2 separate regions of the Homo sapiens genome follow, and region 2 is linked to region 1. A link is a loop called in an ENCODE intact Hi-C map of the cell type or tissue named here. Cell type or tissue: breast epithelium. All regions are shown on one strand. Each heading gives the region's core, and the rest is flanking DNA. Links, peaks and the distances in the headings are about the cores only.

The links. A loop is a pair of places that touch in the nucleus more often than their neighbours do. Peaks named below come from ENCODE experiments on the same cell type or tissue, not always from the same donor. Only the 100,000 strongest peaks of a DNase experiment are listed, where the experiment ranks them.
Region 2: a loop joins it to region 1, with 19 times the contacts of the local background. A loop is called at or near these places in 2 of 110 quality-filtered maps.

The regions. Positions count from the first base shown.
Region 1 is chr9:116,121,711-116,138,223 of GRCh38, reverse strand. No RefSeq gene overlaps it. Among named protein-coding and RNA genes, the nearest start is that of PAPPA, 24 kb to the left of the region's middle. In breast epithelium, for the core only: no CTCF peak of the experiment used is centred there; no DNase peak of the experiment used is centred there.
Region 2 is chr9:116,185,165-116,193,164 of GRCh38, reverse strand. It overlaps PAPPA (pappalysin 1), which reads right to left. Exons shown (of 22, transcript NM_002581.5): 2 at 4,949-6,011. Among named protein-coding and RNA genes, the nearest start is that of PAPPA, 35 kb to the right of the region's middle. In breast epithelium, for the core only: no CTCF peak of the experiment used is centred there; a DNase peak (open chromatin) is centred at 3,274.

The DNA of each region.
Region 1 (16,513 bases), core at 4,411-12,410:
TTACAAATGTTTATTGAAAAACAACAAAAGAGTATCTTATAATTTGGTCCTTTTTGTTGAAAGAATAAAGTCTAAAGTTTTCTTCCTTGAAACTTCTAATCATAGTTTCATCCTCTAAAGTCATGGAAAAGAAATCTTCATCTTTCACCTGAAAATCCTTCAACTATGGCATGTTAATCCAATATTCATCACCCACAGCTTTTACATATGGCTTCCAATTTTCCCTTCTAGTCATAAACTTTGCTCTTCTTGTTCTGCTTTCTAAAATGTTACTAATTAATAGTGGGCACAACAAATAGATTCCCCTACCACAACCAGCTGTTCCCTGATTAAAAAAGCCTTACCCATGTACACAAGCTCTTGATGATTTCAAGAGACCAAAGAAAAATTGTCACGGCATCAGGGATTCAGCACCCGACCTTCAGGCAGTGCCTAAGTAGTGCCAAGCCATGTGCATGAAGAGAAAACCAAGATGAGTCAGTTGCCCAGATGTTTTGTCAGGTCACCAAGGATCTTGTTGGTTGGAGGCCGAGATGCCAGGGTTTGTGTGGCCATGTGTAGCCACGGCTTCAAAGGGAACGCAAGCCTAATAAAGCAAAGACTGATTCCAGAATTAAAATGTGCAGCTGGAGGGAAAAATGAAGAGAGGCAGGAAGATCTGGGCACATGGAGAGGTCCCTAGTAGAGGGTAACTGAGAGGATCTTAGGAGACCGGGGTGGGGGACAGTACGGGATCTGTCAGAGGTTAGTATTGAGGAACTCTCATGGTCTTGGTTTGCCATTCTTGGAAGGAGGGATACTGTACCATTTAGTGAACACCAACTCTGTGCTACAGATTGCTCAATGTGCTGAGAGTAAGTTGTGCACAAGATAGCCATGGTATATTCTCCTGTGTAGCTCAGAAGTTAGTAGAGACAAGGGACATTAGAATGCCTGTGAGACGTGTTTCAGTAGGGAAGTGCAAGGCACTGCGAGGTCTCAGAGGAGGTTTATCTGATACAGATCTGTGAGTGTGTGCATGCCAGAAGGCTTCCTGGAAGAAGTAGAATCTAAGCTGAATCTTGAAGAATGAGTAAGTTTAGCCAGGCTTTGTCAGGAGAAGCCTGTTCTCATCAAAGGGAGAGTAATATGAAAGTCTGGAGGTGAAATATTGAGAGGTTCAAGAAATGGAAGTGAGTTTAGTAATAAGGGCAAGGACTTCTGCTTTGTTCCCTGTAGAGTCCCCAGTGCTTAGGACAGTGTCAGCAGATTGCATTTATTCAACAAAAATGTGTTGAGTCAATGAAATTTTGAGAAAGGTACCATATTTTCCACCTCAGGGTTACCCCTTTTATTACTCCCTCATTCTAAGTGCATTTCATCCTCTCTCTTTCCTCTTCTTCTCAAATGGGATGAAAGAATCACTGAGGACATGCAGTTGGAGGTATACTGGACAGACTGTGGATCAGCTTTGGATGTGAGTTCTCATTCCAGTCGCCCAGGATTGTTTGATGCGACTTTGGGCAGCATATGTCTATGTCCCAGATCTCTGCAAAATGTAGCGTTTGGACAAGTCAGAAATTGCCAACTGGTGGTCCAGGGCTGTGCCAATATGCTTATTTGGCTTACATATTATCTTTAAAATACTTGTATTTAGTGCCAACATTAATATTTTTAAGGATATTAATTGCCAACACGTAAATATTTGGGTGCATTAGAGCTCCTACAATCACAGAGGGCATCAATCTTGGGACCTCTGTAGCAGCTTCGCCTTTAGATAAAGCCGGGCCTTTCCAATTCACTCTCCTGAGTGACATCACTCATTTACCTTCCCTGCTTGGCCCTGGTGGGCATTGAAGTTTACCACCTCTGCATCAAATGATCTCAAAGGTCCTCTCCACATTTAAAATCCTTGGAGGCCAGCCCCTGGTTATGTGACAAAATGAAGAGCAAATATCATCTACTGAATTTTTTTCCCAGTAGAGCAAACGCTTTTCAAATGTGCATTTAAAAAGTGATTCTCTGGAGACAGTACTCAAGGTGGAGTTGGAATCATGTGGAGAAATTAAATTATTGTTTGGTTTGACTGTTAAGGCCCTGACTGTTCTCCCATTTCACATGACCCCTCAGCAGATAGTTGAGAGTAGTGGGTAGCGTGGAAACTGAAGCACAAACCCACTTAGGTAGGGGCAAGGAAAGAAAGAGCTCCAAAAGTCCCAGAAGAATCATTCTGTGTCACGTAGCCCTAGCCAGGCATGTAACAACAATCCTACCCCAAACGTGGTCTGAAACCTGCAAGACAAGATGGACTTAAAGAAGTAAGAGGAAAGTAGAAAAAGCAATTCAAGCATCAGAAGTAAAGGCTAGAATGAGAGCTGAGATGAACAATCACAATGCACACAGTAGGCATTTAATAGGATGATGACATATTTGGGGGAAACTGGGTGGTGCCATTTTTTGCAACAGAGATGCATAGATGTCTGTTAAGGGGAGACCAGTATATCATTTAGAACTGGGCTGCCTCTTGATATGATGCCAGGAGGAGAGGAACTAATATTTGTGGGTACTTATAGAATATCATACACAATATTTTGTCATCCCTTTATGCATTATAACTCTATAGAATAAAGTGTTCATTTTATAAGTTAAGTTTCCTGTGGCTCAGAGAGGTAAGAGAGTTTCCCAAAATCATGGAGCAGAATTTGCACCCAGGCCACTTGGGCTACCCTTCCCTGTCTTTATTATGTTTGTTTCTGCTGGCATCTCCCATGTTTCAGGTGTTTCGTATTCTGGTGCCATCTCAGCAGGCACCAGGTTTCTGGAGTCCTACTCTACAGCAAGCACCCTCTCTGGTTTATGACTAAAAATGGTCAACTCAGGCCTCTGGCCTGGCTCAATTTGCAGGTCATCCCTTTCCTTCTCTTTAAAAATATCTGGGTTCCTGGTCTCATGCCAAATACAAGGGAGAAGGCCAGAGACACAGAGACGTCTGGCAGATTGTCCCCCTACCTGAGGCCCCATTAGTGTGACCACATACTACAAGAGAGATGGAATTTCCCTGATTCAGCAGAACAAAATGAACAAGAGTTGGCCCAGGCTTGTCTCTTGGTACAGATAAAGATGTGGGATGTATGAAACGATCTCACAAGCTCCCTTGTCATTTTAGTTTTGCCGAGCAATGGAACTTGTCTCTGTTTTATACAGGCCAGAAGAGGAAAAGTCTATCACATTTTAAGGAGGGATATGCAGCTGGGAAGAATCCAGAGAAAGAAGCAATTGAAGACAGTGGCTGCATAATCACTGACAGGCTGGATAGTATCAAGTATACTCCAGGACTCTGAAAAAAACTGAATTTCGAGTTTGCCTCTTGTTTGTAATTTATATATTAGTTTTACACTTTTTTATTTTTTTTTTCTTTTTGTGGAGAATGGGGTCTTGCTACATTGCCCAGGCAGGTCTCGAACTCCTGGGCTCAAGCTATCCCCCTGCCTCTGCCTCCCTAGGAGCTGGGATTACAGGCATGAGCCACGGCACCTGGCCAGTAATTTATATATGTATTTTTTATTGTCATAAAATAGAAACAACCGGGGCTAGGCACAGTGGCTCACGCCTATAATCCAGCACTTTGGGAGGTTGAGGCGTGCAGATCACCTGAGGTCGGGAGCTCGAGACAAGACTGACCAACATGGAGAAACCCCGTCTCTATTAAAAATACAAAATTAGCTGGGCATGGTGGCGCATGCCTGTAATCCCAGCTACTCAGGAGGCTGAGGCAGGAGAATCGCTTGAACCGGGAGGTGGAGGTTGAGGTGAGCTGAGACTGCGCCATTGCACTCCAACCTGGGAAACAAGAGCGAAACTCTGTCTCAAAACAAACAAACAAACAAAAAATAAAAAACCTAGAACTTGACATTTTAATCACTTTTAAGTGTGCAGTACTGTGGCATTAAATATATTGTCATTGTTATGCAACCATTACCACTACCCATCTCCATCTTTTTAATCTTTCCCAGCTGAAATTGTATACCCATTAAACGCTAACCTCCCATTCCCTTGCCCCACAGACCTTGATAGCCACCATTCTACTGTCTGCTTCTATGAGTTTGGCTACTCTACGTATCTCGTATAAATAGAATCATGCAGTATTGTTCTTCTGTGATTGGCTTATTTCACTTAGTATAATGTCCTCAAGATTTATCCATGTTACAGTATGCATCAGAATGTCCTTCCTTTTTAAGGCTAAATAATATTCCATTGTATGTATATACCATATTTTTAAAATCCATTTATCCACCAATGGATACTTGTGTTGCTTCCACATTTTGCTGTTGTGAATAATGCTGTTATAAATATGGGTGCACAGGTACTATAGAAATATTTAAAAAATCATGGCTCATATATATTCTTTGAAAGCAACGATTAGTAGCTAACATTATGTAAACAACTGAGGAGCCTCACTGGATGTATTGTAATGAGGAGAATAATTTCTAGTACAACAACAAAAAAATGGCTGTTGCTAAGGGAATTATGGGAAATTGGTCTTCCCCACTGTGCCAGAATTATTTTCTTAAAAATAAAATATCGCCATGTCACCTCTCTTCTTTAAGTATATCCTCTAATGTACATTAGTTTCAGAATGAAATACAAATTCCTTAACATGGCATTCATGACCTTAGCCAAGCTTCCCAGCCTCATCTGTTATCTGTCCATTTATCCCCAAGCTCCCTGTGAAGCAATCATTCTGTACAAGGAGCCCACCTTGTTCTTTTATGCCTCAGGCTCTACACTCTCTATTCCTTTCATCTTCATCTTGGACAGCCCTTCACTGTAGTACTGATGACATGGTATGGTATAGCAGCAATCTCTTCCCATGTTATTTGCCTATGAGCTAGAGGGTGGGGATTTTATGTTACTCATTTCTATAATACTTCTATTAATCACGGAAGGACTTGATGCTTTTTATATGACTGAATGAGGGAAAGTGCAAATATTGCTCATTAGATAAAACAGGACTTGAACGTCTTGATTGAACCCTTATTTGGCTATATAAATCCCTTTTCAAGTGACAAGGAAGCATAAGCCACAAGCACATCTGAAATCTGAAAGATTTTCATTTGAAGACTCAGATGAGAACTGCAGTTCCTACAGGTTTTTTTTCAGCACATGGACAGCAAGAGTACACACTGTAAACCCAGAGTTCAAATTAGAGAGAAACAGGACCAGAGTATGAATTAGAAATGGGATAAATAAGGTTTTGCAATTACTGAAAAGCTGCAACATAATCTCTTTAGATAGTCTTTCCCATGGGCCTTTTTAAATTTAATACAGCAGGAATCATTTACTTATTATTATTTATTTATTTTATTGAATTAATACTTTTAATTGACAAAATTGTATAAATTTATAATGTACGACATGTTGCTTTGAAATATGTATACATTGTGGAATGGCTAAATTGAGCTAGTTAATATATGCTTTACCCCATATAGTTATCAATTTTGTTGTGAGAATACTTTAAACCTACTCTCTTGGCAATTTACAAGAGTACTATGCTTTGTTATTAACTATAGCGACCATGTCTTACAATAGATCTCTTGAACATATTCTTTCAAACTGAATTTTTGTATCCTTTAACCAACATCTCCCTCAGACCACCTCACTCCAGTCCTTAGTAACCACCATTCTACTACTTCTATGAGTTCACCTTTTTTGATTCCACATTGAAGTGAGATTATGCAGTATTTATTTTTCTGTGCCTGATTTATTTCACTTATCATAATGTGCTTCAGATTCATCCACATTGTTGAAAATAAGCCTTTAAAAATAAGAAAATCATTTCGTTTACAACAACATAGTATGTTATTTTGTATATATACACCACATTTTCTTTATCCATTCATCCATTGATGGATACTTAAGTTGATTCCATGTCTTGGAAATTGTGAATAATTCTGTAATGAACCTGTTAATGTAGTTATCTCTTCAAAATACCAATATCATTTCCTTTGGATATATATCCAGAAGTGGGATGGTTGGATCATATGGTAACTATAGATTTAATTTTTAGAGGAAACACCATATTTTCTATAATGACTCTACTGATTTATATTTCTACCAACACTGTGCAAGGGGCCCCTAGTCTCCATATCCTCTCTAAGACATGTTATCTTTCATCTTTTTTATTATGGCCATTCTAATAGGTATGAGGTGACATCTCATTGTGGCTTTAATTTGCATTTCCTCTGATGATTAGTGATGTTAAGTATTTTTTTTATTGGGTATGTGTATGTCTTTGTTTGAAGAGTGTCTCTTCAAGTGTGTAGCCCATTTTTTATTTGGGTGATGTGTTTTCTTACTACTGAATTGTTTGAGTTCCTTATATATTTTTGGATATTAACCCCTTATCAAATGTCTGGTTTGCAAATATTTTCTCCCACTCCATAGGTTACTCTGTTGATTTTTTCATTGTTTGTGAAGAAGATTTTTCAGTTTGGAGTAATCCCATTTTTCTATTTTTGCTTTTGTTGCGTGTGCTTTTGGGTTTATATCTAAAAAATCATTGCCCAGACCAATGTCATGGAGCTATTCCCCTGTTTTCTTCTAGGAATTTCACAGCTTCAGGTCTTACATTTAAGTCTTTAACCCATTGTAAGTTGATATTTGTATATGGTGTGAGAAATTCAGTGTTCTGCATTTAAATATCCAGTTGTCCCAATACTATTTATTGAAGAAATCATCCTTTCCCCATTGTGTATTCCTGTCACCTTTGTTGAAAATCAATTGACTGTAAATGCATGTATTTATTTCTGGGGCTGTATTTGGTTCCACTGGTCTGTGTGTCTCTTTTTATGCCAGTACCATGCTGTTTTGATTACTATAGCTTTGCAGTATATTTTGAATTCAGGTAGTATGATGTTTTCAGCTTTGTTCTTTTTGCTCAAGATTGCTTTGGCTATTTATGTTCTCTTGTGGTTCAATATGAATTTTAGAATTTTTTCCTATTTTTGTGAAAAATGTCTTTGGCATTTTGATAAGAACTACATTGAATCAATAGAGTTTTTTGGGTAGGATGGACATTTTAATATTCCTCTGTTCTTCCAATCTATAAACATGAAGTATCTTTTCATTTATTTGTCTTTTTCCATTTCTTTCATCAATATGCTACAGTTTTTAGTGTATAGGTGTTCACTTCCTTGGTTAAATTTATTCCTACTTTTTTTGTTTATTTGCTTTTTGCAGTTATTATAAATAAAATTGTTTTCTTGATTTCATTTTTGGATAGTTCACTGTTAGTGTATAGAAATACTACTGATTTTTGTCTGTTGATTTTACATCCTGCAACTTTACTAAACCAACCTATTAGTTCTAACAATTGTGTGTGTGTGTGTGTGTGTGTGTGTGTGTGTGTAGTTTAGGGTTTTCTATATGTAAGGTCATGTTGCCTGTAAACAGGGACAATTGAACTTCTTTCTTTCCAAATTGGATGCCTTTTATTTCTTCTTCTTTTTTTTAGATTTCCTCCTTTTCCACTACTTCTCCTCCTCCTCCTCCTGCTCCTCATTCTCCTTTTTCCTCTTCCTCTTCCTCTTCTTTTTTTTCTTGAGACAAGTTCTTGTTCTGTTGCCCAGGCTGAAGTACAGTGGCATGAAATGGGCTCGCTGCAACCTCTCCCTCCTGGGTTCAAATGGTTCTCATGCCCTAGTAGCTGGGATTACAGACACACTCCACCATGCCTGGCTAATTGTTTTGTATTTTTAGTAGAGATGGGTTTCACCATGTTGGCTAGCCTGGTCTCGAACTCCTGACCTCAAATGATCCACACACCTCAGCCTCTCAAAGTGCTGGGATTACAGTCATGAGACACCTCAATCTGCATAGACGCCTTTTATTTCTTTCTTTTGCCTAATTGTTCTGACTGGGACTTCCAGTACTGTGTTGAAGAGAAGTGGAGAGAGTAGACATACTTGTCATATTTCTGATCTTATTGAAAACTTTTTGATTTTTTCTGATTGAGTATAATTTTGGCTTTGTATTTGTTACACGTGACCTTTTCTGTATTGAGGTACTCTCCTTCTATACCTAATTTGTTAGGAGTTTTTATCATGAAAGGATGTTAAATTTCATACAGCAGGAATCATTTATTTATTATTATTTATTTATTTTATTGAATTAATACTTTTTTTTTACATCGATTGAGATGGTCATATGGTTTTGGTCCAACAAGAATAATTTAAATTAAATTTCATGATAGCAAACGACTTTAAAGATCATGAAGCAAGTCTTGCTCTCTGGACCTTGGTTTACTCATTGACAAAATGAGAATGTTGGACCAGAGATTCTGAAATGCTTCAAATTTCTGTCAATTTGGTCATGCTCTCCAAATACAATATTCTAAATCTAAGTACCTCCAAAAGTAATCCTGAACACCTTTTATGGTTAGCATTTTTTTCCCTAGACACAAGTTATCTATGATACATACCTATGCATTTAATTTATATTCTCTAGTACTAAAAGAACTCTGTTTTCTCACCATTTTGAGGCCCTGCAGACATTTCTCTCCTCTGAGCTCCCTTCCCTTTGCAAAATATCACCTAGTTTCTTCTATTTTATAATTTACAGGGTCTTTTCCATGTTGGACATACCCTATTCTATCCTTATCATCTTCAACGGTGGGAAAAAGAATGAATTCTGAGACTTCGGTGGAATGAACCTGCTACATCTAAAGCCCAGGTTTCATGTTTAAATGAATGAGGACAGGTCAGGAATATCAGCTGAGATTTCATCCAGGACTAGGAGTAATTTGAATTTTAGGATTTGTTTGGCATAAAAGTAGGATTAAAAGTTCTAAGAGAGAAGAAGGAGTTATAAGAGATGGAAGGAGATTTGGGACCGCTTTCCTCATGGAATCTTTACAGATGAGTCCTGTCATTTGTTGTGTTAATTTTCTGTTGCTGTTGTAAAAGAAGTTATTACCCTATTACTGGCTTTAAACAAACACAAATTTATTATCTCAGAGTCCTGTAGATTATAAGTTTTGCTTGGCTTGGATGGATCTCACACAAAGTCCTGTAGACTCTGAGTAAGGCCTCACAATATCAAGATTCAGGTGTCATCACGGCTGTGTTTCTTATTGAGTTTCTTGGGTGAGAATCAACTTCCAGGCTCATTCAGATTGCCGGATAAATCCAATTCCATGTGATTCTAAGACTGGAGTTTCTATTTCTTTGCTGGTTATCAGCCTGGGAGAGTGGCAGGAGATGAGATTGGTAATGGAGGTTACGGCCAGCTTGAATTTAGCTGGTATTTGGATTCTGTTGTAAGGTCAATGAAAAACAATTAGAGTGCTTATGCAAAGGAGATACATGATTTGATTTGTGTTTATAGACATTACTTGATAATTCATGTGGAGAATTAATTCTAGTAATACAAAAGTGGAAACTGGCAAACAAAATAGAAATCTATTGAAGCAGATCAGGCCAAAGATCACAGTGTCCTGAGCAGGAGCATAATAATAGAGTCTAAGATCTAGACCCTTAAGCAGTACAGCTTCAAGCTTTCTGACATAATTTGAGAACCTCAGGATCAACTCATACAGTTTTTGAAATTAGATGAAGTCTTAAAGAACATTTCACAAAAGCCTTGCATTTCAAAAAAAATAAGACAAAAATCCAGCCTGAAATAACTTGTCCACGCTCACAAAGTAAGTTGATGACAGAGCTGTGATTAGAACTGTGCCTCTTGACACCCTTTGGTACAGTGCTTCTTTTACTGCATTCACATCTTATGGCTGGTCCTTATCAAGTATTTGACAAGCAAAATACTGCTCACAAAATGCAGAGACCATTTTGACTAAGAAAAGAAGGAAGATATGTTGTTCTTGATGTTGGGTTTTTTTTTAGGTAAAATAAGAGCATGGATCAAAGGAAAAGGGGACCTGTTTGCAGGTATCTGAAAGATGAGGCAAAAGGGAAAAGCTTCTTAGAAATAAGAGCATGACTGATTTTCTCTGATGCCACCAGGATGGCCTGGCAAGGCTGGGCCTGGTCTCCCACCAGGTAAAAGTGATGGGTTCCAGCAAAGTCAAAGCTTTTCATGTATTCTTGGCAAAATCACAAGTTAGGATGAGGGCATGAACACATTGTTACCTTACACTCTGCTAATTTAGCATCTGCTACAGTTAAGAAAGGGTATGTGTGATGCTCATGTATAATAGAAGCCAAAATAAGTAATAAGATCTGCCTTTAGTGGTAACAATGTATTATAACATGATTCAGTCTTCTCTGACTTCACTCTTCATCATCTCCTCTACTTATTCATATTGATTTGATCTTATGGTATCTGTGTAATGCAAATAAGTCGCATCTAAGTGTGTGTGTGTCCATGATACACTTGTGTACAGTCATTCCTCATTATCCTTGGAGGATTGTTTTCAGCACTTCCCACAGATACCAAAATTTGAAGATACTCAAGTTCCTTATATAAAATGGTGTCGTATTCTCATATAACCTAAGCACATCCTCCTGTATACTTTACATAATCCCTAAATTACTTATAATAACTAATAAAATGTAAATGCTATGTAAATGATTTTCTCATTTGTGTTTTCAAAATTGTTCCATTGTTCTTAAGCAAAAAGAACAAAGGTGGAGGCAACACATATCTGACTATAAACTATACTATAAGGCTACAGTAACCAAAATAGCATGGTAGTGATACAAAAATAAACATATACACCAGTTGAACAGAATAGAGAAATCAGAAATAAAGCCACACACCTACAGCCATCTGATCTTTGACAAAATTGACAAAAACAAGCAATGGGGAAAGGACTCCCTATTCAATAAATAGTGCTAAGACAGCTGGCTAGCCACAGGCAGAAGAATGAAACTGGGCCCCTACCTTTCACCATAAGAAAAAATAATAACTCAAGATGAACGAAAGATTTAAATGTGAGATCTTGAACTGTAAGAATCCTGGAAGAAAACTTAGGAAACACCATACTGGACATTGGCCTTGAGAAAGAATTTATGACTAAGTCCCCAAACGCAATTGAAGAAAAAAGAAAAAAAAAAACAAAAAATTGACAAGTGGGACCTAATTAAAGAGCTTCTGCATAGCAAAAGAAACTGTCAACACTATCAATAGAGTAAAAGGAAAACCTACAGAATGATAGAAAATATTTACAAATTAAGCATCTGACAAAGGTTCAATATCCAGAATCTATGAGAAATTTAAACAATTCAACAAGCAAAAATAAATAACCCATTAAAAAATAGGTGAAAGACATGAACAGATACTTTTGAAAACAAGACTTACAAGTGGGTAATAAACATATGAAAAAGTGCTACATATCACAATTCATCAGAGAACTGCAAATTAAAACCACAATGCAATTCTATTCAGAATGGCTATTATTGAAAAGCCAAAGAACAATAGATGCTGGTGAGGCTGCAGAGAAAAGGGAAGACTGACATACTGTTTGTGGGAATGTAAATTAGCTCAGCAAGTGTGGAAAGCAATTTGGAAATTTCTCAAAGAACTTAAAACAAACTACCATTGAATCCAGCAAACCCATCACTGGATATATATATATATATATACACACACACACACACACACACACACACATATATATATATGTATACACATATATATATATGTATATAACATAATTCTACCAAAAAGACACATGAATTTATATGTTTATTGCAGCATGTGTCATAATAGCAAAGGCATGGAATCAACCTAGGTGCTCATCAATGGTCACTTGGAGAAATAAAAATGGTACATAGACACCATGGACTACTATTTAGCCATAAAAATGAGTGAAATCATGTCCTTTGCAGCAACATGAATGCAGCTAAAGGCCATTATCGTTAAGTGAATTAATGCAGGAGCAGAAAATCATATACAGCAGATTCTCACTTATAAGTGGATGCTAAATATTGGGCATTCATGATATAAAGATGGCAAAAATAGACACTGGAGACTACTAGATAGAGGAGGGAAGGAAGGGGGCAAGATGTGAAAAACTGCTAGGTACATGCTCACTGTCTGGATGATGGGATTATTCATGTCCCAAACCTCAACATCATGTTACCCATGTAACTAACCTGTACCTATGCCTCCTGAGTGTAAAATAACAGTTGAAATTATATATGTTTTAAAAGCCCATAAAATAAAATAAAAATGAAGAGACCAGTGTTAGGAGAATAAAATATAAATTGTTGTACTTTTTATTGTTTTGTTTTCCAATATTTTCAACCCATGGTTTGTTGAATCTGCATATGCAGAACCCTTGTATACAAAGGGCAGATTGTATATAAATTATGTTTATATGCATTTCTTTTTTCTGTTGTGAGATCCTTGCTTACTGTGAAGATAATTTAGTCTTATTTATGTCTGCCTAATAAAATGAAAGATTTAGCAGATCCATAGACATCTATTTGCATGAATTAACTTATATGAGAGGCTTGTGTCTACTCTTTTCTCTTACCGAAGGAGAAGAGAACATGCTGATATCTTAGTGAATGCAGAGGTGGGGACTGGGAGAACTGTTGGGGATTAAGAACAGAAGAATATAGCGGACAATAGGTCATGTGCGTCTGCTTTTTGATAGCAACATAGGTGAATTTTTAAGCAGATTTGTAGGGGGAAAGCTGGAAAGGAAAGGGGTGATACAGGAGAATGGAAACAGGAGGATGACTCTGGAGAGAAATGTTGGTAGCAGGAGCGAAATAATCTGTTTCAATGAGATAATTTGTGATACAACTCATAATATATCAGTTAATTACAGCTGTTTAATAAATTACACTAAAAAATCAGTGGTGTTTTTAATGGAGATAGATAGTAGAAGGATGGTTTACAGAGGCTGGGAAGGGTATTAGGGGGGTTGCGGGTGGTGGGAATGGTTAATGGATACAAAAAAATGGTTAAAATAAATGAATAAGACCTAGCATTCAATAGCACAATGGCTGACTATTGTCAATCATAATTTAGTTGTATATTTTTAAATAACTAAAAGAGTATAATTGGATTGTTTGTAACACAAAGGATAAATCCTTGAGGGGATGTATACCCTTACTATGATGTGATTATTACACATTGAATGCCTGTATCAAAACATCTCATGTACCCCATAAATATATATGCCTACTATGTACCCAGAAAAATTAAAAATATATTTTTTTAAAAATATAGTGGTTTGAAAAACTGCAAGTTATTTTTCACAAGTCTATGACTTGAATGGGCAGTTCTGCTAAATCAGGCTGGTTTTGGTTGGGCAGTTATTCCGGTCTTTCTGGGACTCAGGTGATCAGCTGAGTATTGGCAAATCTAAAATTGCCTTGGCTGGGAAAACTACATCTGTTTCGCATCTCATCCTCTAGCAGTCCTGTCTAGGCGTGTTTTTGAAAGTCCTTTTTCAAGCCTCTGCTCACATCAAGTTTGTTATTACCTCATTGGACAAATCACATGGGCCAAACTCAGATTCAGGGAGTTTACTATCAATGGATATGGATTCAGAGAGGAGTGAGAAGTTTTGCAATCAATCTACTACATATAAGCACATTTTCTTCAGGCCATGTCATAAAGATCATGCAGAGTTGAGGAGTGGAGCATTCTCCTCCTTAGGCCTGGAATGTAACTTGGGTCTGATGCAATGTGTACTGTAGAAAATACAGCAGGGGTTGGCAACTCCAGGAGCTCTCGACTCACTGTTGAGGTGGTGTTGGGAGCATGTGATGAGTGAGTTATTCCATGAACAAATTCTTTTTGACAAATTGCTTTGGGCATATAGTCGTAATGATAAACAAATCTTTGGAAGTATATTTTGGGGTACCTTGGCATGAATCTTCCTCAGGAGGAGCACAGAATTATCATTCAGGATCTTGAGCACCATGTTAATGGTGAAAACCACCCCAAGTGACTTTCTACAGAAGATGTCAACAAAGGGACGAAAATAGAAGAATAAGAGATAAGTTACTACTGAGTATATGGGGATAGCAACAATCATTGGAAAGAGATTTTAGCTAGATGGTGCTAAGATCCTATAATCTTGCAGGTGGGAGCCTTTGAAATAACAAAATTTGGGTATTCATGCTATAGACACTTCAGGCTAGTATGAATGACATAGAGGACATGCCAGTTATATTTACGTATTTATTTGTTAAGTTTCCTGCCATGAAAAATAGATTACAACCCAAAGTTCTGCCCATTAGGAATATTATTTCTCTCTTAAATTAGAAAGGTCTCATCAACTTTAAATAAAAAAATACCTAATAGTTTTTTATTTACATATTTTTGAAAAAAAGGCACAGAAAAGTAGGAAAATAATGTGCACTGGCATCAGGTAGACCTGAATTACCATTTTAAAATTTTATCTCTTAATGATGTTTAAGATTGACAAATTGCCTAACCTTTCTGTATCTCTTTTCCTCCTCTATGAAATGGGATTGACCACATCTTTGTCACAAGGTTGGGAAATGGATTAACAATAAAATATGTAAAAATACCTGACACATCACAGGTGTTCTAATAAATGTAGTTGTTTCATCATTTATTGCATATCAACTGGAGTCCAGGCATGGTCCTGCATGTTAAAGATGGAAAAGAGCCAATAGTCCCAGCATCCCACCTAGGGATTCAATGATTGAAGAAATGAGTAACATGTCTGTCTCCCCTTATAGAGCAATGGATTTCTTGAGATCACAATCAGTGATGAGTTCGTCATCGTAGACCCAGCATCTCCAGCATCTAGCAGAGGGCTTGATGAGGCAATGCTTTCAAAATGAATTTTATTATATATTAGAAGTCTGGTTTTTCTTATCATGATTAATATGAAGTCTCTCTTAGAATAGCTGTTTAGTACATTTTGAAACTGAATGACTGAGTGATCAAGAGAGAGAATGTAATAAGGAAAGGAGAGAGGAAGGAAGGAAGGAAAGAAGGAAGGAAGGAAGGAAATGATAAAGAAAAGCCTCATCATTCAGTCTTTTCTAATAGAATCCTTAAATAATTGCTCTTGAGAAATATTGCTGCTCACCTCAGATGGAGCTACTTCTGCGGAAGTAAATGGACAGGAAACAAAACATAATTATGGCTTCAGGCAACCCAAGGCAGAATGGGAGCAGGGTAGTGGGGGAGACATCTAATACCCTAGTCCTCTATCTTCTTGGAATAAGACTGTCTTTTGTTAAATAAAAATTATTCCAATAGCTTTAGTGCTAGTAATAACTTTTGGTTACATGGATCAATTATATAATGATGAAGTCTTGGATTTTAGTGTACTTGTCACCTGAAAAATGTACATTGTACCCAACAGGTAATTTTTCATCTCTAACCCCCCTCCCATACTCCTCCCTTCTGAGTTTCCAGTGTGTATCATACCACTCTGTACATCTTTGAGTACCCTTAGCTTAGCTTCCATTTATAAGTGATAACACATGGTATTTGGCTTTCAATTCCTGAGTTACCTCACTTAGGTAATGGCTTTCCTCAAAACTATACAAATGCATGAAAATTAAATAATACTCCTGAATGATTTTTGAGTCAATAATGAAGTCAAGATGGAAATTCAAAAAAATTTCAAAATGAATGATATCAGTGGCACAAGTTATCAAAACCTCTGCGATACAGCTAAAGCAGCACTAAGTGGAAAGTTTAGCACTAAACACCACATCGAAAAGACAAAAAGTCCTAGGGAAGCTCAGGGACTGAAATAAAAAGATAGAAATGTCACAAACTGACAACCTAATGTTACATCTCAAGGAACTAGAGAAACAAGAACAAACCAAACCCAAAGCTAGCAGAGGAAGAGAAACAACAAACATCAGAGCAGAACTAAACGAAATGGAAACCCAGAAAACAATAACAAGGAACAATGAAATTAAAAGTCGATTCTTTGAAAAGATAAATAAAATTGATAGACCACTAGCTAGATTAACCAAGAAAAGAAGAGAAAAGATTGAAATAAGCTTAATCGGGAATGAAAATGGAGACATTACAACTGATACCATAGAAATACAAAATATTATTTGAGACTAGTATGAAAACTTCTATGCACACAAACTAGAAAAACTAAAGGATGCTGGGCACAGTGGCTCATGCCTGTAATCCCAGCACACTGGGAAGCCGAGGCAGGTGGATCACGAGGTCAGGAGATCGAGACCATCCTGGCCAACATGGTGAAATCCCATCTCTACTAAAAATACAAAAATTAGCTGGGCATGGTCATGCGCTCCTGTAATGTCAGCTACTCGGGAGGCTGAGGCAAGAGAATCGCTTGAACCAGGGAGTAGGAGGTTGCAGTGAGCCAAGATCATGCCTCTGCACTCCAGCCTGGAGACAGAGTGAGACTTCGTCTCAAACAACAACAACAACAACAACAACAGTAACAAAAACTAGAGGAAATAGAGAAATTCCTGGTAACATACAACCCACTAAGCTTGAATCAGGGAGATATACAAATCCTGAACAGTCCAGGTTTAGTCTTGGGAGGGTGTATGTGTCCAGGAATTTATCCACTTCTTCTAGA
Region 2 (8,000 bases), core at 1-8,000, 59 kb before region 1:
TGTCCTTGTTACATTCAAAAAAATAATAATAAAAAAGAGAAGACAAAGGAAATAATTCCCAAATAATAATAAAGAGAAGACAAAGGAAATGTTTCCTTATGAGACAACAGTGTATAGGGAAAGTGTCTTTTTTTCCACCCATCCCATTTTGTATGAGTAGATATTCATGAACAAAGGTGAGTTCACTTGAGGGTGCCAGGGTTTGGAAGGGTCCAAACAGGAACTTGGTTGGTTTGCTGCAATATCCTCTCTCAGTGAGGTAGCTACAGTCTTCAGTGTCAAATGCCCCTGGATTTCCTGACACTGGAATTTTCTATTAATATCCAGGTTTTCCATTTCATTTATAAAAGGGTGTGTGAAGTGCATTCTACCTGCGTGGAGACATCTCTAATGGCTGCAGATGAAGTCCTGCCTCCCTGGCTATTCTCCACCACTGTAGAGAATGGCCACAGTTCACCTGGAATGTCTTTTTTCTAACTGGCTAGTCTCATAGAAAGGCATTTACTGCTCACACAGACTGCTCCTCCTGGCTAGTACTGTGGACCCTTCATTCACACCAGTGATTGCAGTGGGGTGTTGACTTCTCTGTCTTACCCACTAGGTGGTAAGCTCTGGGAGGGCAGTGATCGGGCTGGCACAGAGAGAGCATTCAACAAATATTTATTGAGAGAAGAAAAGGACAGAAGGAAGGGAAGGTGGGAAGAATGTAGGGAGGAAGGAACAGAGGATTAAGCCTAACATTAAAGTTTTCCGTGAGATAAACTGAACTTTTCTCTGCTCATGGTCTGGATCTCAGCCATAATAACCCCTTAAACTCCATGCTCTCTTCTATACACCACTCCTCACCCTCTCCACTGCCTGGCTTATGCCCTACCCTCTGCATGGGCTGGCTGTCTCTAGGCTCTGGACATTCTCTGCTTGCTAATGCAGGTCCACTCCCCACCCTGCTCTGTGTCCTTGGGAGGCTGGCTATCTATGGATTGCATCAACAGGTTCCTTTGTTTTGTGACTTCAGTTGGATCCACCAAATGGGAAGCACTGGCAGGAGACTGGCAGGCAGAGAGAATGACAACATGGAATTTACTCTCCTGGTTCCCTTCTGGTCAGGTGGCTGTAGCCTGGCTGCTTCCCTTGCTGAGAGCCACAGCTGCTGCCAGGAAATCCCCTCCATACAGTCCCTCTCTCTGGGTCCCATAACCACTTTCTCCTCTTGCCCCTACAGGCCAAGGGGGTAAATGGCTCTCCATGGTTGCCCGCCCTAGAGTATAGCACAAGGCCTTGTTGGTTGTCCTTAATCCTGCCTACAACATTGTAAACAGCTTCTCCTTGAAAACAGCCCCTCCTTCAATTCTCCTTAATTATTCTGTTTGAATGTGCCATCTGTTTCCTGCTAGGACCCTCACTGATGGAGTCTGCATCTTTACCTCTCAGCAGGCTGCCTATTCTCAAATGCCTACTCAAATCTTGCCCCCTCCAGCTGATTTGCCTTGTTTTCCTAGTCAAATAAATCTCTGCTTTTTCAGTCTCCTGTCCTACTGTGTGTCTCTAAATTTACAAATCAGAGTTTCTTATGTTTCTATATGACTTTCCCACTAAAGTGGAAGCCCCTTAATGGTGAGGAACATGTCCAACTCATTGCAACACCCCCAGTGAAGAGCAGAAAGGCTGGTGGGATAGACATGCCCAATAAATGCCTGTTAAAGAGAAGAGAAGCAGTCAATATTTGGTTTTCTGATATGAAATGGAATAAGATATTACTGTGCAGTGCTCAACCCCAAGACCACAAGGCCACCGTCTCCACCAGAACTGTAATCCCACCTATGGCCTCATTATGCATGGTTATCAGTACTGACTTGCATGCTTCTGGTGAAGGGGAGCTCACTCACCCACAGACAAAGCCCTCCCCAAAAAGGACCATTCTGACTGGAGATGATATCATCTATTACTCAGCTCAAAGCTGCCTCCTGTAATTGCAACACTGTAGTCACAGCCATGGCTTAGAAACCATATAGAATAATTCTGTGACTTTCCCACAGGATAGGCCTTCAGAGCTTGAAGTGTATGTGTCATGACCATGTAATCATGACTCTCCCACCCTCCCTATCTCCCTCCCTCCCTCCTTCCCTTCCTCCCTCCTTCCCTTCCTCCCTTTTTTGTTTAAATTCACAAAGCAAAAATTTATCTGCAACCTTCCACAGGTTTCTGTCTGCACACAGGAGAGCTGAATCGGCCAGAACCCAGAAAATCCCAGCCTCACCAAGAGATGACACGTGACCTGGTGGGCCTCACCCAGGGCATACAGCTTTCCCAGCTAGCAAACAAACAAGCCCTGGTCACAGCGGTTATAGCTGGCTCATGGTCGCTCACAGACACTCTGGGCATGCATTCCCGTGACTTAGAAAAGAGGAGGCCTTTGGAACCTGCCAGTGCTGTCTGCTGATTGTGAGGTGTCTGGAACCTGGGGCCCCATGGCCCCTCCACACCAGCATGGTGCTCTGCAAAGGCCAGCTGCTCTTCATCCTGTCTCAATGATACACAGTTTTTTTCCCCAAAACTTTAGTAGCGCCACTCTCCCTATCACTTGTCTTTTAATTTTGCCCCTTATTGTTCCTTAGATTAAAAAATATCCTCCTTCCATGGGAGGTTTGGACCTAGTAGTCTTGAGTTTGAATCCAAGCTATCCATTTATTAGCAGATTGAGCTTAGGTAAGTCCCTTCATCTTTCTGAATCTTGAAATTTTCAAAGCAAAACAGGGCTAAGGGTATCCACTTTCCTGGCACTTGGCAGGTGCTGCATAAACATTTGTTGCATGAATGAATGAGTGAATGAATGAGCAAATAAATCGATGTACAAATGAATGGATGACTTCCAATTATGCCCATCCTACCCCACGCCCACTCTCACCAGGCACAGAGGTACCTCTTGGGAGTCTAGTTTGGTGGAGCACACTGATCATAGACTTGCACTTGTGATTTAGCCTAATGATTTTCTTGACCCATGAACTTAGCTAAGTTACTCCACTCTCTAAGTTTCCTCTATTTCCCATCAGTCAAATGTGAATGTTAACCTCTGTGTTGACTCCCTTGCCAAGTTTTGGAAAGGCCCAAGTGAAAGCAGAGATGACAATGCACTGTGACCTAGAAGAGACTGGTCACACACCAAGGCTTCTCCTCACATGGGCTGCTCATGTCTTGGAGCCAAGGTGAGAGTCCAGGGGCCCTCCTGGTGCCGGGAAGCTGAGCTGAGGTGCTTTCTGACTTGCTGCCAGGCAGGGCATTCTCCTGCCAGCATCCTCATTCCTTTGCACATAGGTATTTTGTTCACGCACGGGAGGCCCTTGCTCTTTTGAGAGAGACATAAAGAGAAGAGTCAGCAGAAAACCTGCAGAGGTCGGCAAATGTGCTCGAGCCATCAGCAAGTCCAGGGTCCTGTGTGTTGGACAGAATAGAAAAGTTCAGTGTGAATCTGGGAAAAACAAGAAAGTGGATATTGATGGTCTCTCCAGCTTGAATCTAGTTCCTCCAGGTCCCACATTTAATACAGGTTACCCTTGAGTTCACCTTTTGGGCTCTACTTTTGGATTACTGGTTGCAACTGACAGCAATGGCAGAGGCTAAGTGAGGCATTAGACTGAAGGCCCCCTTTTCTGTCCTCTTTTTAGCAGTAGATGAGAAATTCCTTCTGCCTGGAGTGTCCTCCCTTCTTCCTCCACCCAATTTCTGATGTCAAAATTTTACCTATTCTTTTTTCAGGTAAATTTTATTGTGTATATTTAAGGTAGACATGATGTTATGGGAAACATATAGATAGCAAACAGTTTATTATAGTGAAATAAATTAACATATCCATTATCTTAAGTCATCCATTTTCTTTTGGTTTTGTGCCAAAAGTATTTAAAATCTGGTTATTTAGCATGAATCCCAAATACAGTTCAACCTTATTTCCTATAGTCCTCATGCTATACATTAGCCCTCTAGATTTGTTCTATTACACCAAATGTATTGATCTTGTTGTTCATTAGATCTCTAGATTTGTTCTAACATCCTTCAAATTAGAGCTATTCTTGAAGACCTTGCTCAAATGTCACCTCTCTCAAGAAGGCTTCCCTGATATAGTCAAGCTGCAAATCAACTTTTTCTCTTTGATCATCTAGGGCACTCCCTAAACACAGCACACTACCTTTCATTAGACAAGTAATGACAGACATACTATTGAGAATTAATGATGTGCTGTAAGAGAGTGTACTTTATATGTCTTCTCTCTATCAATCCTCAGAGCAACTTGACAAAATAGGTACCATTATTCTCCCCATTTTACAGATGAAGAAACAGCTTCTAAGAAGTTACAAAATGAAGAAGTCACAGAGAGCTGAGACCATGGGGCCAGGTTTTCTAGCCCCATGCGACCCCACCTCTTTGAGCCTGTCCACCAGAACTTTCTGTGATGACTGAAGTGTTTCATATTGCTTTGCCAGTATGGTAGCTACTAGTCCCATGTGGCTAGAGTACTTGAAATGTGGCTAATGAAACTCAGGAATTGAATTTTGAGTTTTATTTAACTTTGACTGATTTAAATTTAAGTAGGCACATGTTGCTAGGAACTACCATATTGGACTGTGCAACTCTCACCCACTCTATGTCATACAATACAACAGCTATTTGTACTCAGCTTATATCACTCAATTTGAACTCTGGGCTCTTTGAGAAAACAGGGCTCTCAGGCTTCCCTCATGACTCATGGTAGGCACTCAATAAATATTTTTATAATAAACTGGGTTTACCTATGGTCTCCACAATGACCCGAGTAAAAGACTTGCCTCAATCATGAAGCTGCTGGTTGAACCAGAAAATCCCCATATCACCCACTGGCCTCAGGTGCCTTATCTATAATATGGAGGACATCAAGTTCAACTTTCAACTGGGCATCTTTAGCCCAGTAAGGTCTTACCTGTGTGGAGAGTCGGGGTCAAAGCAAGTCTGAGTGACATTGGTGATTTCAGGGTCACAGCACTCTCCACCATCAAAGTTGAACCGTTCATAGTTGCAGTCCATGTCACACACCCCGTTGTGCTGCTTCTTCACGAAGGCAGGGTGGCGCAGGTGGCGGCAATCCCCGCCGTCGTGGCCCGTCAGCGTGTGGTTGCACTCGGGGTCACAGTTCTCATCCCCAATCTTGCTGATGTCACAGTTGGCCAGGATGAGGCGGCGGCGAAGGGAGGAGTTGCTCACCTCCAGCACGTCCAGCTCCCAGGAGATGTTGTATTGCTTGAAGGCCTCAGCCAGCTGATGGTGCTGGAAGTCCACCTGCTCGCGCGTCACCGTCGGGTTCTTATGATCATCTTCATAGAGGTTGACCACGCGGTAGCGCACCACCTTGGGCTGGCGGAAACTTGAGAGCTGATTGTAGCTGGCAATGACCTCTGTGTTGTCACACAATGTCTGTCCGCACAGAGGAGGCTCCAGACTCGTGTCCAGCAGAAAGCCGTGGGCATTGCTGAATTCCACTTTGGGGCTGCTGCCATCCTTCATGGGGGACCAGGCATGCTTCACATTGTCCCAGTTCTCCTGGAGGAGGAGCTGAGGTAGAGCAGTGTGGGCGCCATGGGTTTCCATGTCAGACAGTATCTCCCGCTGAGTCCTGGCCACCTTCCACAGACTGAAGTGCTCGATGTAGCCCCGGTAGTTGTGATTCAGGGCACTGCCCCCTAACATGAGCACTTTGCACTTCTGGGTCAGTGGGCTGAATATGCCACCCACTTGTTCCCCAGAGGTGGCCACCTGGGCACCATTCACATAGAGCTTCATGAACTGCCCATCATAGGTGGCAGCTAGGTATACCCACTGGCCTGGGAGGTAGCTGCGGTGGGCATTGATGGTGGTCACTTGCCGGGCTCGGTCTGTCTTCAAGGAGAAAAAGTAGCGTGGGTCTTTGTTGTCTTGGTCACTGATGGTGTGAATGCCCACGACCCATCCTCGGTCACGTGAGATATAAGAACATTTGTCATACAGCCCTATGTGGCCCCAAAAGAGAAAGATGAATAAATAAAGGATGGAAAAGGAGGGGGGGTTAAGTTATTTTTCTCTAATAAAATTTGTATCAGGTTATCCTAGACTCATCGCTTTCCAACTGCTCTGTGGGATCCTAGGAGTTGCTAATGGTGCCTCTGGGACCACCTCGAGGGCAAGGCAAGGGCTGGAGGAGCTGAGAGAATGAGTAAGTTGGGTTTGGAGCATTTTCATCACAATTTTAACCCATGAAGTTTAACTTTTATTGGTTTTGAATATGAAGCATACAAGAAAGATTTTTGTTTGAAGAAAGGGTACTTCATCTAATGAAGTTGTTGCAACAACAGCAGCAATAATAATAAAAATCTGAAAACCATTTTCCAAAGCTGTTGGATGGGGAAGAGGACTTTGTAATTAAGAGGGTATTTTAAGTGTAATATAGTATACGAGGTGAAAGGAGAAACAGAGGGAGATGATAACGAACAGAAGATGCTCATTTAGAAGGGAGGTCCCTACCATAGTTACCAGAACTTTGAGTGTACATCTGCCATTAGCAGTCATTAAATGATCAGTGGCATTAAATTGTCAGGAAAGTTGGGGCATAAAAGTGAGGGTCAGGACCTGAAAAGCTGGAACTTCATTCTCTAACAGGAATCTTGCCATTTATCCCCAAAGAAAGAAAACACACTTCAGAGCTAAACTAGACAGGTTTTCAAAGATCATCACCTCCAAACCCTTTGTTTGACAGGTGAGAGAGCTGAGTCCCAGAGAATGGAAGGCATTTGTTATGTCACAGAGTCATTGACAGTTCCCCTGTGTCCCAATTCAGCTTTCTTCTTACACTGATGCCTCTCTCTCTGTCTATATATATCTATATCTATATCTATATCTATATATCTATATAGATATATAGATATAGATACACACACACACACACACACACACACACACATATAATGAGTGCCTTCTTAACATAAATTGGGTATGCCTACATAATAGTTAATAATAATGAGCAAAATCTCCCAAGCCTCTATGGCAGGCCAGGCATTGTGCTAAGGTCTGTATATGCACTAACTTAATCCATGTAATATCCCTAAGGTGGTGACATTACGTTTCTCACTTAACTGGTGAGAATATGGAAGTTAAAGGAGATAGAGAGACAGGTTGAAGGTCAACTGCTTGGTAAGTGGATCCTAGATCCATCAGATCCTTGGATTCACTGTCCTAGGCCCTAATTCTATAGCAGCTCCCCCTGCCTCACCAAAATCATCAGGCATCTGGGCTATGCCACCTACCTGGGGCATGTCACAAATTTGAGTTCAATATTTGAGGAAGTTCCAAGCCAAGCATCTCTATAGTTACTCTGGGAACCCCAGGAAGTAGGTTAGCAGATTCTCTCTGGATCTAATTATCTTTATGCTCACCAACCCCCATTTCCTAGCCTTTCTGGAATATACCCAGTGTCCCTGGCATAGACAAAGCTGTTGGATGGGGAAGAGGACTTTCTAATTAAGAGTGTATTTTAAGTGTCAGATGATGTATGAGGCCAGGTGGGAGAAGAAAGAGAGGGAGAGGAGAGTGAATAAAAGATGCTCATTTAGAAGGACAGTGACTACTCTCAGCTGGAGAATTGTTGCAGTCACCATAACTCTGGGAGTTCACCTGCTATAAGTGCTCATCAAATGAGCAAGGAGAGCTTCCAGCAAAATCAATAGAGGAGGCCCACACAGTCTTCACTCCTCTGTGGGCAGTGGGAGCTTAGAATTGGTGTAAATCTCTTTGTCAGCAGCTGACATGGCCAGCAGTCTTGGACCAGCATCTATGCCAATCTACACCTCTCCTCCTACTTCCTGCTCAGCCATTTTTCAGGAAATGGCCAGAGTCTCCTTACAAAGTCATCCTGCTCTTACCATCAGGACAACCTTAGTGAAGCACCAAATGCCTCCTCTGGTGTCCTCTGGGTCCTGATTCTCTATCTGGTAAAGGAGCGGGTT